Linked DNA regions of Homo sapiens: region 2 is linked to region 1. The links are chromatin contacts, found by Hi-C or POLR2A ChIA-PET in ENCODE. All regions are on one chromosome and are shown on one strand. Each heading gives the region's core, a stretch centred on a gene start or an enhancer-like site at or near the end of the contact. The rest is flanking DNA. Distances are from core to core; before and after follow the strand shown.

Evidence for each region. A loop is a pair of places that touch in the nucleus more often than their neighbours do. ChIA-PET counts read pairs that join two places held with the same protein, here RNA polymerase II (POLR2A). Pooled maps may share reads with other maps.
Region 2: a map of IMR-90 shows a loop between it and region 1 (2.5-fold over the local background). The contact joins two enhancer-like sites. A Hi-C loop is called at or near these places in 1 of 168 maps with a recorded cell type or tissue (IMR-90) and 1 of 50 pooled maps. POLR2A ChIA-PET finds 5 or more read pairs at or near these places in 1 of 52 experiments (OCI-LY7).

Annotation. Positions count from the first base shown.
Region 1 is chr1:55,373,666-55,381,294 of GRCh38, reverse strand. It overlaps the pseudogene RN7SKP291. Among named protein-coding and RNA genes, the nearest start is that of MIR4422, 150 kb to the right of the region's middle. Within about 2 kb of position 2,579, at least 3 of the 41 ENCODE cell types and tissues checked have a DNase peak (open chromatin) inside an H3K27ac peak, as active enhancers do.
Region 2 is chr1:56,473,636-56,481,264 of GRCh38, reverse strand. LOC124904185 (a long non-coding RNA gene) reads left to right here. Exons shown (of 2, transcript XR_007066106.1): 1 at 1-2,379. Among named protein-coding and RNA genes, the nearest start is that of LINC01767, 62 kb to the right of the region's middle. RefSeq lists an enhancer at 3,563-4,336. Within about 2 kb of position 3,429, at least 24 of the 41 ENCODE cell types and tissues checked have a DNase peak (open chromatin) inside an H3K27ac peak, as active enhancers do.

The sequences.
Region 1 (7,629 bases), core at 1,330-3,829:
CCAGTGAGAGTGCTGTGCAACCTTGGAAGAGGGCAGGAGGGAAGGTCTAGGGCCATCTTACAGGAGTGGAGGCATTCGATCCAGCAGAGCTCAAAGGCTGAAGTGTGCTTGAAGCCCAAGAGAGTGGGACAGTGGAGGGCAGTGCATGGGGAAAGATAGATGGGTCCCAGGTTGTGGACGACATCACAAACGGACTAAGGATTTAGACTTCATCCAGAGGCAATGGGATCCGTCCAAGGGTTTTCAGTAGGGACTAACCTGATCAGACTTAGAGAGGGGACTCTAGAGCAGAAAAAGAATGGCCTAGAAGGGACATCACAGTGGCAGTTAGACCAGACCCACCAGGAGAGAGCTAGCTAACAAGGCTGGCTGGGGCAATAATGAAGAGGAAGGAAGGAGAGGAGTCTCCATGGCCCACGGACAGATCTCAGTGAGGAGGGAGGAGGAGTTCACGGGGTCTCTCAGCTCCCTTCAGCTCTGACATTCTGGGATTGTAGATTTCCTCCAAGACCCTCCACGTGGCCACAGCTGGGCAGCATGCACACTTTGAGGATCTTATTCCAGCTCCTTGGAGCTCATGAAGCAAAAAGCTTCCCTGGGGGGAGTTTGGAAGTCTCTTCATTGGCTGTGCTGTTTCCTCCCATCTCTCTCCAAAAAGTCAGGGGAATTACAATCAAAGCTAGAGCCAGGCCTGGTCAGGGACAAGGAGGGGCGGAGGCCATTCTCTAAATCCAAGGGGATCTGCATCCCCACCAGATAGCTTCATGCTCTCAGCTTCCATCAATCACACTCATGGCCTCCATCCCAACTGCATGCAGCAATCTCTGCTGTAAACACTGTTTGTTGCTCCAAGAGGTTCATCATACTTGGAGAGGCTCTGCCACAAAGCATGCTGGGAGCTTGATGAGGTTGGACCAAGGGAGGATGAGGCAGCAGACTTAGGACTGGGTGATAAACAAGTAAGAGATGCTGTCCCTTCTGGAGAAAGTGTGCCAAAGGAAGAAAGCAGAAGGGAGCTAGTATTTATTGAGGGCCTTCTCCTGGCTGGGTGCTTTGTAGGTATCCTCCTAATCTGTCATATCAACAACCCAGCAAGGGAGCTTTTGTTACTATCATTTTGCCAATGATAACGTTGAAAATTAGAATGTTAAGTGATTTGCCTAATTTCTACAGGGATTAAATGGCATGAGCGGATTCTGACCCAAATTCATTAGCCTCCAAAACCTGTGCATTCATTTATTTATTTATTTATTCATCCAACAAAAATATTTCATGGGCCTACTATGTGCCAGGCACTGTATCAGAGACCAGAGATCCAAGACACATACATTTCTCAGCCATTTCATGGGAGAGACAAACAATATCAAGTTAATAAATGAACAAGATAACTCCAGGTGGTGATACATTGTGAAGCATATAAAATAAGGTGAGCCGATCTAGAGCCAGGTTGTTCAAATGCGGCCTAGATTCCAAATCTTGCCCATGGTCTGTCTTTGTGTGGAAGTGAAAGCTAAGAATGGTTTTTATATGTTTAAAGGGTTGTAAAACAAACAAAAGAAAATATGCAAGAGAGATAGTATATGTCTCACAAAGTCTAAAATATTTACTATCTGAGCAGACAAAGTTGTCAGCCCCTAGTTAAGAGACTGAAGGGGCATCCTTGGTAGTGGATGGTGGAGAGGAAGGACAGGAGGCTCCCAGGCCCACTGACAGGCCTTGGTGAGGAAGGAGGGCAAAGGGGGATTGGGAGGGTTACAGAGTCTTTCAGGGAAGAGACTCTAAGTGGAGGTGATTTTGAACTGAGACCTAATGATGGAAAAGAACCACCAGCTGAAGAGACCCACAGAATGAGAACTCCAGGTAGAAGGAACAGCAAATGAATGTGCAAAGGCTTTGAGGTAGAAACAAGCTTAGCATGTTCAAGAAACAAAAAGAAGACCAATGTCCCTCGAGTGCAGGAAACAAGAGGGAAAGTGCTGCCAGCTGAGCTCAGGGGCAAGCAGGAAGCAGGTGACATAAGACTTTCTGGGCCAAGACGAGGAGTGTCCTTTCCACTAGGCCCTGCCCTGTGGTGTGGCAAAATCAAATGAGAATCTAGTGGATGTCAGTCTGGCTGGGGTGTCAGTATGTCAGTATCACAGTCTAGTGGTTCAAGGACAGTCATCAGAATCTGGGTGCAAGAGACACTTGAGTCAAACAGGTGGTAGCACCAACTCCCAGATGATGTGGTCATTTAGCTTAGGACCGTCCCCAGTGGTCAGAGGGTACCAGGAAGATGCTCCAGGATGAACAGGGTTTCAGGAGCTTGGCAGGCTGTCAGGACTCTTGCCAAACGAACTGGGATTCAAGGTAGGGCTTGAGCTCCAACAGGAAATGGAGAAATAAATACGACAAACCACGAATGACAGATGATGTGATGGAGTTGATGGTTAAAAACAGAGACTTCCTGAGCGTTTGGCTACCCTGGCCTTACCGCTCCACATCAAGCCCTGGGACCATGCCACATATACTGGCCTCCTGCCCACCGTGTATGCCCTATTCTGGTCAGGTAAGACTCAGGAAATGAGTGGGGCCGATCCAGGGAGAGGAGAGCAACAGCGACTCCTCCTGGAAGGAGCTGGAGAGGTAGATGCTGGTAAAACTGCAGAAAGTGAGTTTACATGGCTAATCACTGCTGCATCCGTGGTATGGCCATCTGTGCAAGCACGCTACAGGGGACTTATCCACTTTCACAGGTAAATTCCTATATGATCTGCTTGCCCAATTCCTGGCCATGGGGAGGGAGAGGAGAGAATCATCCGTGTGGATCAACTGTAACATTTTGTACTTTGGCGACCACTTAGTTTAAAATGCCTGTTCTCCTAAGCGTGTCCCCAGGCAAAATGTGTGCTGTAATTTGATTTTTTAAAAACAACTTTTATTGTTTTTTTTCTTATTATAAGAGCAACACATGTTCCTTTCAGGAAAATCAGAAAATATAGAGAAACCAAAAGGAAGAAAATCAAAAACATTCATCCATCCACCCAGAGACAGTCATTGTTAATGCCTTGATGTTTACTTTCCAAACTTTTCTTTGTGCATACATAGTTTATTACACAAATGTAACCCAAATATCCTCTGGGTCTCACCGATTGTGGGCTCACCTGAGGTACGATTAGTGGTTACACTGCTGACTTGATGGCTTCTACCTGCCTGTTATCAGGTTCCCAACCACTTGTCAAAGGCCTTCCCCCACATCCCTGGACATCTTTAGGGGGCTCCACGCACTCTCCGATGCCAGTCCATGCCTTGCCTGGGCCTCTGTTCCTGCTCACCTGCAAGTTGCCCTTTTTGCTGCCCCCATTTGCCCCTCCCAGCTGGCCTGGGAGGTATAAATTGGGATTAAGCACCTACTAGATGTGACATGCATGACAGTGTGAGCCACACTGTACTAAGTCTTGAAAGGGGGCACAAAGTTAATGTGGTTTGTGCCCTGAAGGGACTCACAGTCTAATGAGAGACAGGTACAGACAGAGATGACCTTGATGTGAGACAGGCATGTGCTCCTTGTCATAAGTGGCCACAGGGAGTGTGCTTTGGGCATACGATGCTAGGTTCCAGGAAGGAGGAGGTAGCGTTTTTCATGGGCCTGCAGGATGGCTGGGATCGCATTCAGGAGGTAAGAGAGAGACAGACAAGTAAGCCAGGAGAAGGGTCAGGCTGTGGGTATGGGAGCTGGGAGGTGAGGGCCTGAGGAAAACACGCAGGGGCCTAATTGTGTAGAACAGAGAGAGTGAAAGGAGAGAGTGGTGAGAAACAAATATAGAAAAATACACTGGGACCAGGTCACAAAGCAAATCAGGGCCACTGATGAGATCACGGTCAGGAGAGGCAGAATGGAAAATTCAAGAGGAAAACTCCGTTTTAAGAGTATAGTCCTTAAATAATTTTTCTTGAAAATCAGTTTCCACTAACTCATTATCCTTATGCCAAATATTATCATATGAGCATAGAAAATTACACTAAATACATCTTTATGATCCTAAAGTTGACGATATTAATTTTGATCTGCAATGAATATTTAAAAATAAAATTCTATACTTTCAATCTACCCAATATTTCTGTGGTCATTTTTCCACATTTAGATAGAAAAGTCATGACTATTCAATGTCTATGTCTAGGTGAGGTGTACTCTTGGCATTTCAGGACACACCCTTCCTTATTACTGTCCCTCCTTGGAGCCTCTGCACCTGCTGTGCCCACTGCCTGGAACAGTTTTTCCTCTTCCACTGCCTCTTTCATATTTTCATATTTTCCTCTTCCACTTCCATCTTTCATATTTCAGCTTGAACATCACTTTCTTTGACTCTCCAGTTCTGGGTTAGGTCTCCCTATCTACATTCTTGGGGTGGTCAGTCTTTCTTATTAACACTTAAAAAATTAAATAATTTAAGGGTACACTCAGATGTGAGGGGGTGATCTGGCTGTGACATCTGTCACCCCATTGATTGCCAGGGATGACTTGGTTGACCTGGCTGGCTAGGCGGGTGTCCCCTTCCTCCCTCACCGCTCCATGTGAGTCCCTCCCAAAGCTGTGTGCTCGGTCAAAGAGAACGACCATCTCCGGCAGAGGAGGACCAGGCTTTGGTCAAGGATATATGAGTAGCTGCACTCCCCTGCTAGAATCTCCAAACTTAATGGTACACTCATGCACACATGTTTAAATTCAAGCAATCAAGGCCTACATCTCCCACTTAAATGGAAGCTCAATGAGGGCAGGAGCTTTTTGTGTCTGAACTGTTTTTGCATGTAGAGACAATCAGTAGGCATTTCTCAAGTGAATGAATGTCACTCCCTTTCCAATTATGATTCCAAGAAGTTTTTAATAATTCCAAGATTTTTTTTAAAAAAAATTTGTTTTCTCAAAACAACTATCAGGTAAATTTTTACAACAATCATGCCTTCATTTTTATTTGTATTTGATTTTTCCTAGTCTCCTTACTTCTAGAAAGAATTTAAAGGAAATTTATGTACAAGACAACAGACCTGAGAAGCTTTAAAATTTAAGAGGACCTATATTTGATGTACAAAGTGATTTAAATCCATGATCTCTGCCTAGACTGCCTGGGCAGGACTAAAGCCCAGAAGATTCCTTTTCCCTATACTATTTGCAAATGTGCTTCTTCTTTTGGGTAGGCCTTCTGAGTAGTTCACCTTAAAGCTACATGAGGAAGGGACCAGGGCTTCACTAACTCCAGGTGCAGTGTATAAAAGCATGCTATCAGTTCAAATCTTTGGGATTAATTATTGCCTCAAAAGCCTTGTGAAGGGTTTATTATCCCCAATTAGATGAAGAAACTTAGGCCCAGAAAAGTGAATGACTTTGCCCAAATCACAAACTGAAGAAATGGAACAAAAGTGAGCTTTTCTGGGGAACTAAGACTAGATGCTTACTGCTCTCTGCTGCCCCCTATTGGTGTGGAGAAGAAAGAGCAAGCCTCTCTGGGTTTGCTCCAGAAACGAGCCCTGTTTTCCCACAGTGGGCGAGGGGCACCGGGCATCCTGGCACGCATCCCCTGCCAGCTCCCCTTGCCTTTTGTCTCCCTGCTCTCCCACCCCACCAGATCCTCAGGATCCCTAATTGCTCCAGTTTATGGGCTAATAACCAGAATCCAAGAATTGGAGCAGTGGGTTTAAGGGCCAGCAGGGCCAGCAGTGCCAGGCTCGCTGGACACACTGCGTGGCCTCTTCATTTCAGCCCAGTGCCTTGTCACCTGCCCTCTGAGTTCTAGGTGCAGCACTGGGAGAGGACCAGAGATAGGCAGAGCTCAGCACTAATCCACATGTGTGTCCACAAAAGGGCCTCACTCCTGCACAATAGGGCCTGTTTCCTTCTCTTAGACAGAAGCGGGATAATAGTGGCTTCACTAGGACATTGTGAAATTGAAACAAAATTCTAAGTTAGGTACTCAGAAAATGTCCACGTCCCTCGCTTCCCTTTCTGTTTTTGCTGGCAGTGTCGGCAATGACTGAAATATCGATTTCTCTCCTGCCCTGCTCCTAGGCAAGGGCCTTAGGGCTGATTTTCTGGCGGTGAAGTCACTGGACGCAGAGCCAGGAGGATGAGTAACTGCCTCTCTCCTGCTGAACTTCATCTTCTACAGGTGTCTGAGGCAGACGCAGCTCAGGCTCCTTGGCCCAACCCGGAATCAGGCCCTCACACCCAGCATGTGCTATGAGCTAACAAAGCAATCACAGCCAATCGTGGCTATAAATCCCCGGTGTTTATAAAGTCTTTGTGTATCTCTAAACTTGAATAACCCCAAGTCCCATGGGACTAGAGAAAACAAGCTACAATTGTTGTTTACCCATCAAAAGCGCATTCTTCAGAGGAATGAGGAGGCCAGGGCACAGATGTTGCTCAGTAAAGAAGCCAATGGCAACTGGGGAATGGTTGCAATGGTGAAAAAAATCTGATCAAACAATGCTTTTACATGGGATGAAGGAGAGAGCAGGGCTTGAAACAAAGAAATCAGCCTGGATGGCACTAAAGCCCAGAAGATTCCTTTTCTCTGTACTATTTGCGGATGTGCTTCTTCTTTGGGGTGGGCATTCCAAGTGGTTCCCCTTAAAGCTACGTGAAGAAGGGCCAGAGCCTCGTTGACACCAGATTCAGTGAGTTATAAAAGCATGCTATCAGTTCAAATCTTTGGGATTAATTGTTCTTTTGGTGAAGATGGAGAGAAACAAGTTTGTTACCCAACCAAGAGATGGGGCCAACATGGCAAGGATAGGAGCAGGCTGGGGTTCAGGAGCTCACCCCAAGCACCCTAGTTATCAGTTCTAAGGCAACAAGCCAGCTCAGAGACAGCCTCCCCAGGTAGGTAGACAGTGCTGAGCCCTGCTGGTGCTACGTAAGCTTGGCTCAGGGCCTGTTGGGGTGAAATTCTAGGGCACTGGAGTGGGTGGGGATGTCAGAGAGGAAGTGTACTTTGAGAGAACATCTGGTGACAAGATCAACCCCTTCATGAGTAAACTGAGGCCAAGAGCAGAGAAGAATAACAGCCAATCTTGCCATTCATTTGATTCATATTACTCAAAATGAATGGACAATTGCAGGCCTCTTGAATTTCAGTGCAGTGCCATTCGTTCTGAGCTCTTTACTCATAAGAATAGAATTTAAGGGTTGTCAGGGCCTGAATCTAATTCTGTGATGATAAAAGTGTGAGCTGTATGATGCCAAATTGCCTGCTACCCACTCATGTAGCTGGAGTTAGTATGTATCTACAGGTTTGTTTCTTCCCAAAAGGCTTTCCCAAACTCCTTCTGCTGAGCATGCGTAACTCCTTGGTTTTCTTTTAAGAGAAAGAATGCACTGCTCCATTCCATGAAATCTAAGTGGGGCTGTTAGTCAGTCTTCTACCCGCTTAGCCACAAGATTGAGGGCATGTGACCTGAGTCTAGCCAATCAAAATATTCTCTCCTGGCCACAGTGATTGGCTTGGATATGGGCAAGGCCAAACATAGCCAAACCTAGCCAATCATAATATTCTCTCCTGGCCACAGTGATTGGCTTGGATATGGGCAAGGCCAAACATAGCCAAACCTAGCCAATCAGAAACCACTCCAGGACTTGTCTACTAAAGTTAG
Region 2 (7,629 bases), core at 2,180-4,679, 1.1 Mb before region 1:
TCAAGTTCAGACAGGCTATTTCTTTTCTATAGCTCAGAGGATTGAACTGCTTTGTTAAATATCTGCTAACCCCTTAACTATGATAACTACTTTCTGATTATACTCAATTCCCTTCTGTGAGAGGTGAACAAATCACTATCTGTCTCCTAGACTTGGTTGCCACACCTCTAAACTAAGAAAACGATAAATTTTACCTGCTTCAATATGATCTTCCTGCCACAGGGCCTCTGCACACTCTGTGTCTTCTGCCTAGCATGCTCTTCCCTGTGACCTTCCCCTCCTTCATTCCTTCTTGTCATTCATATCTCTGCTCAATGAACACTTCTGCGGAGAAGACTTTCCTGATCTTCCCTGTATAAAGCAGGATGAACCCAAGCCCCTATGACTCTAGCACCCTATTCTAATCATTTCTCTTTCTGATATTTCTCTTATTATTTTTACTTATTATTGGTTCTTCTAACCCCCAACTAGAATGTGTGATAAGAGTATGGATCAAGCTTGTTTTGTTCTTTGTTTTAGTTCTGACTCCTGGAACAGGGCCTGACACATAGTAGCAAGAAATAGTTTTGGGATTATTTTAAATTTGAATTTTGAATTATTTGAAGAATTTTAAACAAATAAGACCAGCTTTAGGAGTAAACATTAAAAAACAATTATTGAGCATTTCTAGGTGCCAAGCACCTTGTTAAAGACTGATGATATAGAACAAAGTCACAGTTGTTTCTTATTTGCAAAGAGCTTTACATCTCATGAGAGATACAGACACGTATGCAGCCCTTATAAGGGAGCCCTTATGAGGGAGTGAGTTGGTACAGGGAAGGATCTCAAGATGTGTTTGTATTCATGGAGTCTGGAACTAGATAGTCTCAGGTTCTAAATTGGAACACTGGGATTTGGGATTCAGGTGCAAACTTGATATTCTGACCCACAGGCTCGAGTGATGAATCAAAAGATGGGACAGGAGAGTGAGTCTCCTTTTAAATCTTTGCTAGATTTTGAGCTTTTTATCTTTCTGGTTCACATTGTCCATCCAGAGCTGTATATACACAAACATAGTAGGTACTCAGTAAATATTTGTTGAATAAACAAAAACCTCATTTCAGAGTGAAATAAAATTCAGACTTGGTGTATACATGTAATGGAGTATCATTCAGCCACAAAAAGGATATACATTTTGACACATGTCACTCCATGGATGAACTTTGACGACATTATGTTTAGTAAAGTAAGCCAGTCACCAAAAAGACAAATACTATATGATTTTCCTTATATGAGATATCCAGAACAGTCAAACTCGTATAAACAGAAAGTAGAATGGTTGCTGCCAAGGGCTGGGGAAAAGAGGGAATGGAAAGTTGTCATTTAATGGGATTAGGGTTTGAATTTTGCAAGATAAAAAATCCCAGAGATTGGTTGCACAACAGTGTGACTATTACTTAGCTTAACACTACCCAACTGTACACTTAAAAATGGTTAAGACGGTAAATTTTTACGTTGTGGGTATTTTACTAAGCTTAATAATAATAATAATAATAATAATAATAATAATAATAAAATTCAGAGTGTGTGGCTGATTATTTAGCTGCACCTGGATCTTATATGTAAATTTATATTGAGCAGTTTTAGATACAACTTACAAATGTGTGTTAGAGTACACAATATTTCTTTTTTATTTTCTTTTTCCCCTGCAGAGCAGAGTCTTGCTCTGTCACCCAGGAAGGAATGCAGTGGCGCAATCTCGGCTCACTGCAACCTTCGCCTCCCGGGTTCAAGCTATTCTCCTGCCTCAGCCTCCCGAGTAGCTGGGATTACAGGTGCCTGCCACCACGCCCAGATGATTTTTGTATTTTTAGTAGAGATGGGGTTTCACCATGTTGGCCAGGCTAGCCTCGAACTCCTGACCTCATGATCCGCCCTTCTTGGCCTCCCACAGTGCTGGGATTACAGGTGTGAGTCACCGCGCCCGGCCAGAGTACACAATTTTTCAAAATTCTCTTCTGCAGGCAGGTGAACCATACAAGTTTGAAGCCCCTTAACACAGACAATTCTTGAAGAGCTGGCCTGTAAATGGAAGCTGAGAAATGGGTTAAGTAGCTGGAGGAAGATAGGGAGCCAAAAGAGACTCTTGTTTTTGGTTTGCTTTTGTTTTTAAGATGGTGGAAATGGTAGTGTCTGTGAGCTGAGGCCAATGATCCAGACAGAGGAAAAGTGATGGTGCAGAAGAGAAGAGCTCTGGGAGGGTTTTCAGAGCTGTGAAGGGCTTGGGCGTCGAATGCAGGTGGAGGTTCGGCCTATGGCAGGGCAAGACAGCTTTCATGCGAAATCACAGGTCGGAGGGCAGAACAGGATGGCCACCAGGCAAGCCACGCTACAAATCAGGTGGGTGCCTGGGGAAAGCTTGCAGAAGTTCTGGCCTGATTGCGTCTATTTCCTCAATAAAACAGCAACAAAGTTAGCAGCAGTGAGGAAGGATGGGGGAGCAGAGGGGGGAGCTGAGAAAAGAGAAAATGTAAAGTATTTGTTTAGAAGAGTGGAAGAGAATCCACTGGGAAAATGTAGTAGGGATGTAAGTCAGCATTAACCACCCATTTGGGGTTAGTGTCAAGAATTTATTGGGAATAGTCAGCAAGGTGGTGTGCCTTGCCCGGCAGACGCAGGTGAGGGTGGACAAGAGTTGAATTTAACCTGCTTGGGGTTTGGCAGGTGCGTACACCTATGGGTTCGAGTGGCAAGGGAGTTTAGACCGAATAATTAAAATGACGGAGCATGGACTTTATGCTGAGGAAGCAGAGAAACCGATGGCATAGGGATGGGTGGGGGGCAGTGAAAAGGCGGGTAGGATCAACGGATTGTTGTGTCCCTATGGGCTGTCGAATGCTGCGGCTGGAGTGTTGACTTTTATTTTGTAGATTTCAGCATATATACATATACGCTGAAATTATATATTACATGCTATATATGTTATTATATGTTATATATTATCTGCATATATACACACACATATTCCCAGAGGAAGTTAAACTTAACCTGGTCTCATATATACTACACATATAAAATATGTATATACACATATGTATGTATACACACATAGACATGTATACACACATATATACATATGTATATATAAAAATATATACAGATATTTTAAATTTCATATATATTTCCCGTCCCCTCCAAGAGCCCTTTCTGACCCCTGACCCCCTTCTTTAGCAGAACCCAAATGGTTTCCGTGGGTGGAACATCTCCCTGCGTTTCTGAGGACATCAGCGCACGTGGTTTCTTTCCCGGCCGCCGCAGCCCACTTGGTCGGTTTCCTCCTAGTTTTGGCCTGGTGCCCTCCCCGCGGGGCTCTGCCGGGTCTGCGGGTCGGGGCCGTCCGTCCTTTCACCCTGGAGGAGAGAAAGCAGAGATGGGAAGCTTGCGCGCTCGGGCGGGGCCAGTCCACCGAGCCCGACGAGGCTCGGACGGCCCCGGAGGTGGGCGCGCCTCGGCCGTTCCTCCGCGGCGGGGGCTGCTCCGGACGCCCCACGTCTCGGGCCTGGGATTCAGCCTGTGAGGTGGGGGCGGCCGGGGCGGCGGCTGCCGGGAGGGGCTCATTGTTCTGCCGGCCGCTTTGACTTCATTTTCTGCTTTTCATCCCAGGCCGGGACGGTTTAGAATGCAAATGCGGGCTGCTTTTGTAGCTGTGCGTTTGTCTGGGAGCCGTGCGTTTGTCTGGGGTGAGATCACAGCAAAAGGGTTTTGTTTGGCTTTTTAAATTCTTCTGGGGAGAGCAAAAGAAGCTGGAGGAGCGCTGGGCGCAGAAGACCTCCCGGGCGGGAAGGCGGGGCAGGCATGGGCCCAATGGGAGCAGCCGTCGGCTTCTGCAGGCCTGGTTTGGAAAGGAACCGGGTCAGAAGGGTGTTGTTGAACATTAACTCCTTGTGGCCTGGCGGATGGGGAGTTGGGGGTTTCCAAGCTGCTCACCCCAGAACATGCAGTCCACTAATACTGTATTTCGTGCTTCCTTTGTGCCACACCCTGGGGACATTTCCAAAGAGAAAGGTGACGTCCAGCCCTTTCACGTGACTGCATCTAAGTGTCCTCTGCCAGAAGTGGATATTCGGGCACTTCATCCTCACGACCCTGTGTTGTAGGTATTACTGTCTCCATTTTATAGATGAGGCAGTTGAGAGTTAGAACATCACCCAGATAGTATGGGACAGAGCTTTCTTGAGGCTGGGATGTGCCTTCAAAGCCCAGGCACTTTGTCACTCCAGGCCCACCAGGCCCTCGAGGGGTACCCAGCTTGGTAAGCAGGGAGAGAACGAGGGAAACTAAGAATGATAAGTCAGATTCAGAAGAGTGGTATCCAGGTAAATGCTCGAAGCATAGGAAGAAGCCAATGGAGTGTGTTTGTTTGTTTTTGAGAAGGAGTCTTGCTCAGGCTGGAGTGCAGTGACCCGATCTTGGCTCACTGCAACATTTGCCTCCCGGGTTCAAATGATTCTCCTGCTTCAACCTCCTGAGTAGCTAGGATTACAGGCATGCGCCACGATGCCTGGCTAATTTTTATATTTTTAGTAGAGATGGGGTTTCACCATGTTGTCCAGGCTGGTCTTGAACTCCTGACCTCAGGCGATCCACCTGCCCGGGCCTCCCAAAGTGCTAGGATTACAGGCGTGAGCCACTTGTGCCAAGCCTGTTTGTTTGTTTTGAGATGAAGTCTTGATCTGTCTTCCAGGCTGGAGTGCAGTGACGAGATCTCGGCTCACTGCAACCTCCACCTTCCAGGTTCAAGTGATTCTCCTACCTCAGCCTCCCAAGTAGCTGGGATTACAGGCGTGTGCCACCACAGCCAGCTAATTTTTGTATTTTTAGTATAGACAGGGTTTCACAATTTTGGCAAGCTGGTCTTGAACTCCTGACCTCAGGTGATCCGCCCCTCTCGGCCTCCCAAAGTGCTGGGATTACAGGCGTGAGCCACCGCGCCCGGTCTGTTTGTTTGTTTTTGAGTGACTCAGGGAAATATTCCCATAGGAGGTTAAACTTAACCTGGCCAGAGGATGAGAAGGGAGTAGGTTTTCCACAAGCACTGCTAGACATATCAGGTCCAGGGAGCAGCAGGTTCAAAGATGGATTCTGTACCAGAATCTCTGTACACAATTCTGGTACACAGAATGCAAGAACTAGAAGGCCCTTAGGAAGCTCCCACCCTTTCATTTTACTGAAGACGTAAAAGGAGACCCAGAGAGGGTAAGTAATTATTTAAGATCACAAAGCAAGCGAGTGACAAAACTGGAACTGGAACCCAGATGCTCTACCCTTTCATCTGTGGTATTTCTTAACTCAGTAGTCACACATACAATGTAAGCGAGTTCACACTTGTGTAGCACTTAACAGTGGGCCAAGTACTTGATATACTTTCCTCTCTTTTAGTCCTTGTAACAAATTCATGAGGTAGCCACTGTTTTACAAAGGAGAAAACTGAGACACAGAGAAGCAACTGACTCAAGATCACACTGCAAATCACGCCCTAGAACCCATGCCCTTTCCTACTCTGCCACAGCGCTGATAAGTAGGTAAGGAAAGAAGGGAGGCCCAGAGAAGGCAGTTACCAATTTTAAGATCATAAAACAGGCAAGTGAAGGAAAACCATTTCAATGTAGAAATTTTGACCCCTGTATTCAGATGAGGAAACGGAGACTCAGATGTCCAGTGACTTGCCCAAGAACACAGTGAGAAAGTGGTGGGCCTAGCATTGGAGACTATACCTGAGTTCTTTCTACTCTGTCTAGCTCAGCCCCCACCTTGGATGGAGAAGCAATCAAAGCTCCCCTTCCCTTGGTATCTTTCAGATCTTTTACAGATAGTCCTAGTCCTGGTCCAGGTGCATGTTCAAATCTCCTTCGCCTCCTGGATGAAAAATTACCTGCGTAAATGACTCACTGTGTGAATAGCTGGGCAGGGATCAGAACCCCCGTCTCCCTGCTGCCAATGTAGTGATTTTCTATACTCTTTGCTTTCCCTTGTTCAGCATGGCGTAAGGGAATCTGGATCACATTATCCCCCAGAGACCAAAATGTGAGTCGCTTTTGGCTCTTGGGGTCTTTTAGAGAAGCCACTTGGTGTAGCAGCTTTTTAGGTTTGCAGGATAAGAACTGAAGGGGCAAAGCTGGGTCAGGACAGCCTGCATTGGAGGCATGGGACCTGCTTGAACTTAGTTAGCATGTCTTTTTTGTTGTTGTGGTTGTGTTTTTTTTTTTTTTTTTTTTTTTTAGACGTAGTCTTGCATTGTCACCCAGGCTGGAGTGCAATGGCCCGATCTTGGCACACTGCAACCTCGGCCTTCCGGGTTCAAACAATTCTCCTGCCTCAGCCTCCCGAGTAGCTGGGATTACAGGTGCCCGCTACCATGCCCAGCTAATTTTTGTATTTTTAGTAGAGACAGGGTTTCACCATGTTGGCCAGGCTGGTCTCGAACTCCTGACCTTATGATCCACCCTCCTCGGCCTCCCAAAGTGCTGGGATTACAGGTGTGAGCCACCGCTCCCGGCCCAGCATGTCTTAATTCTGGGTGAAGAGTGAGGAGCAGACAGAAATAAGAATTGAGGTAGAAAAATGAGTCTCCCTAAATATTTCTGAATGCCCTCACTGGCCTGGCGAATAGGATGCATGAGAGTGCTCAGAATTAATTAAGTTCGTCTGACTTGTCTTCACCACTAGTTAAGGTGTCTCTGAGGACTTGACTTCCAGAAGGAATATTTGGAAGGAAGATTTCCACTATGGAAGAAAGCTCTAGACTAGATTTCAGGAGGTTTAGGGGACTCAAGCCAGCTGTGCCGCTTACTGGCCGTTTGACTCTGGAAAAGTCAGTTCACCTCTCTACGCTTCACTCATCATTCATTCATTTACTCTGTCATTCAATAAACATTTCTTGAACCCCTCCTGTGGGCCTGGCATGGTACTGATGCCTGAGAACTTCTAACCAGACAGCCCCTGCCGTGGAAGAACTCACCGCCTTGAGAGGGAAACAGACAAGTCCAGAGATTGTGAGTGGACTCCAAACTATTTTGGGCTGTGAACAAAAACCCCCAGAGGAACTTGTCAACAGGACCACAGTTAACTCTGTTGGAGCCTTTGTGAAAATTTGAAAAAGGCACCCCTTTTTGTGGGTGACTATAGCTCCATGGCAGGATGCCCAGCTTGGCAAGCAGAGCACAAGTGGAGATTTTTCACCCTTAGTTGTCCCCTAGGCTGGTTGCTCTTGCCTGGTGAGGCATCTGTAGCCCAGAATGTCAAGATTGAGACATAAAGGTCCAATAGAGGCTAAGTTGGAGGAGCCCACTTCAGGCTGAGGAAAAAAACTCATGCAGAAACTTCAGGCTTGGGGAGGAGTTTCTCACACTTGGGCACCTGGATGCGGTTCAGTGTGATCACAGTCAGTGGCATATGGGAAAAGTGAAGAGAGATGAGATTAGGAAGATTGGCAAGGGCTGTTTATTACTCATTCGTTAAATAAATAGATATTGAACATCATTCCAAGTTGAGTGTTGTAAACACTAGGGAAATAGCAGTGAACAAAATAGACAAAATCTTGTGCCCTTGAAAGTCTCACATTCTGGTGAGATCCTGATGGGCCTCCACCTA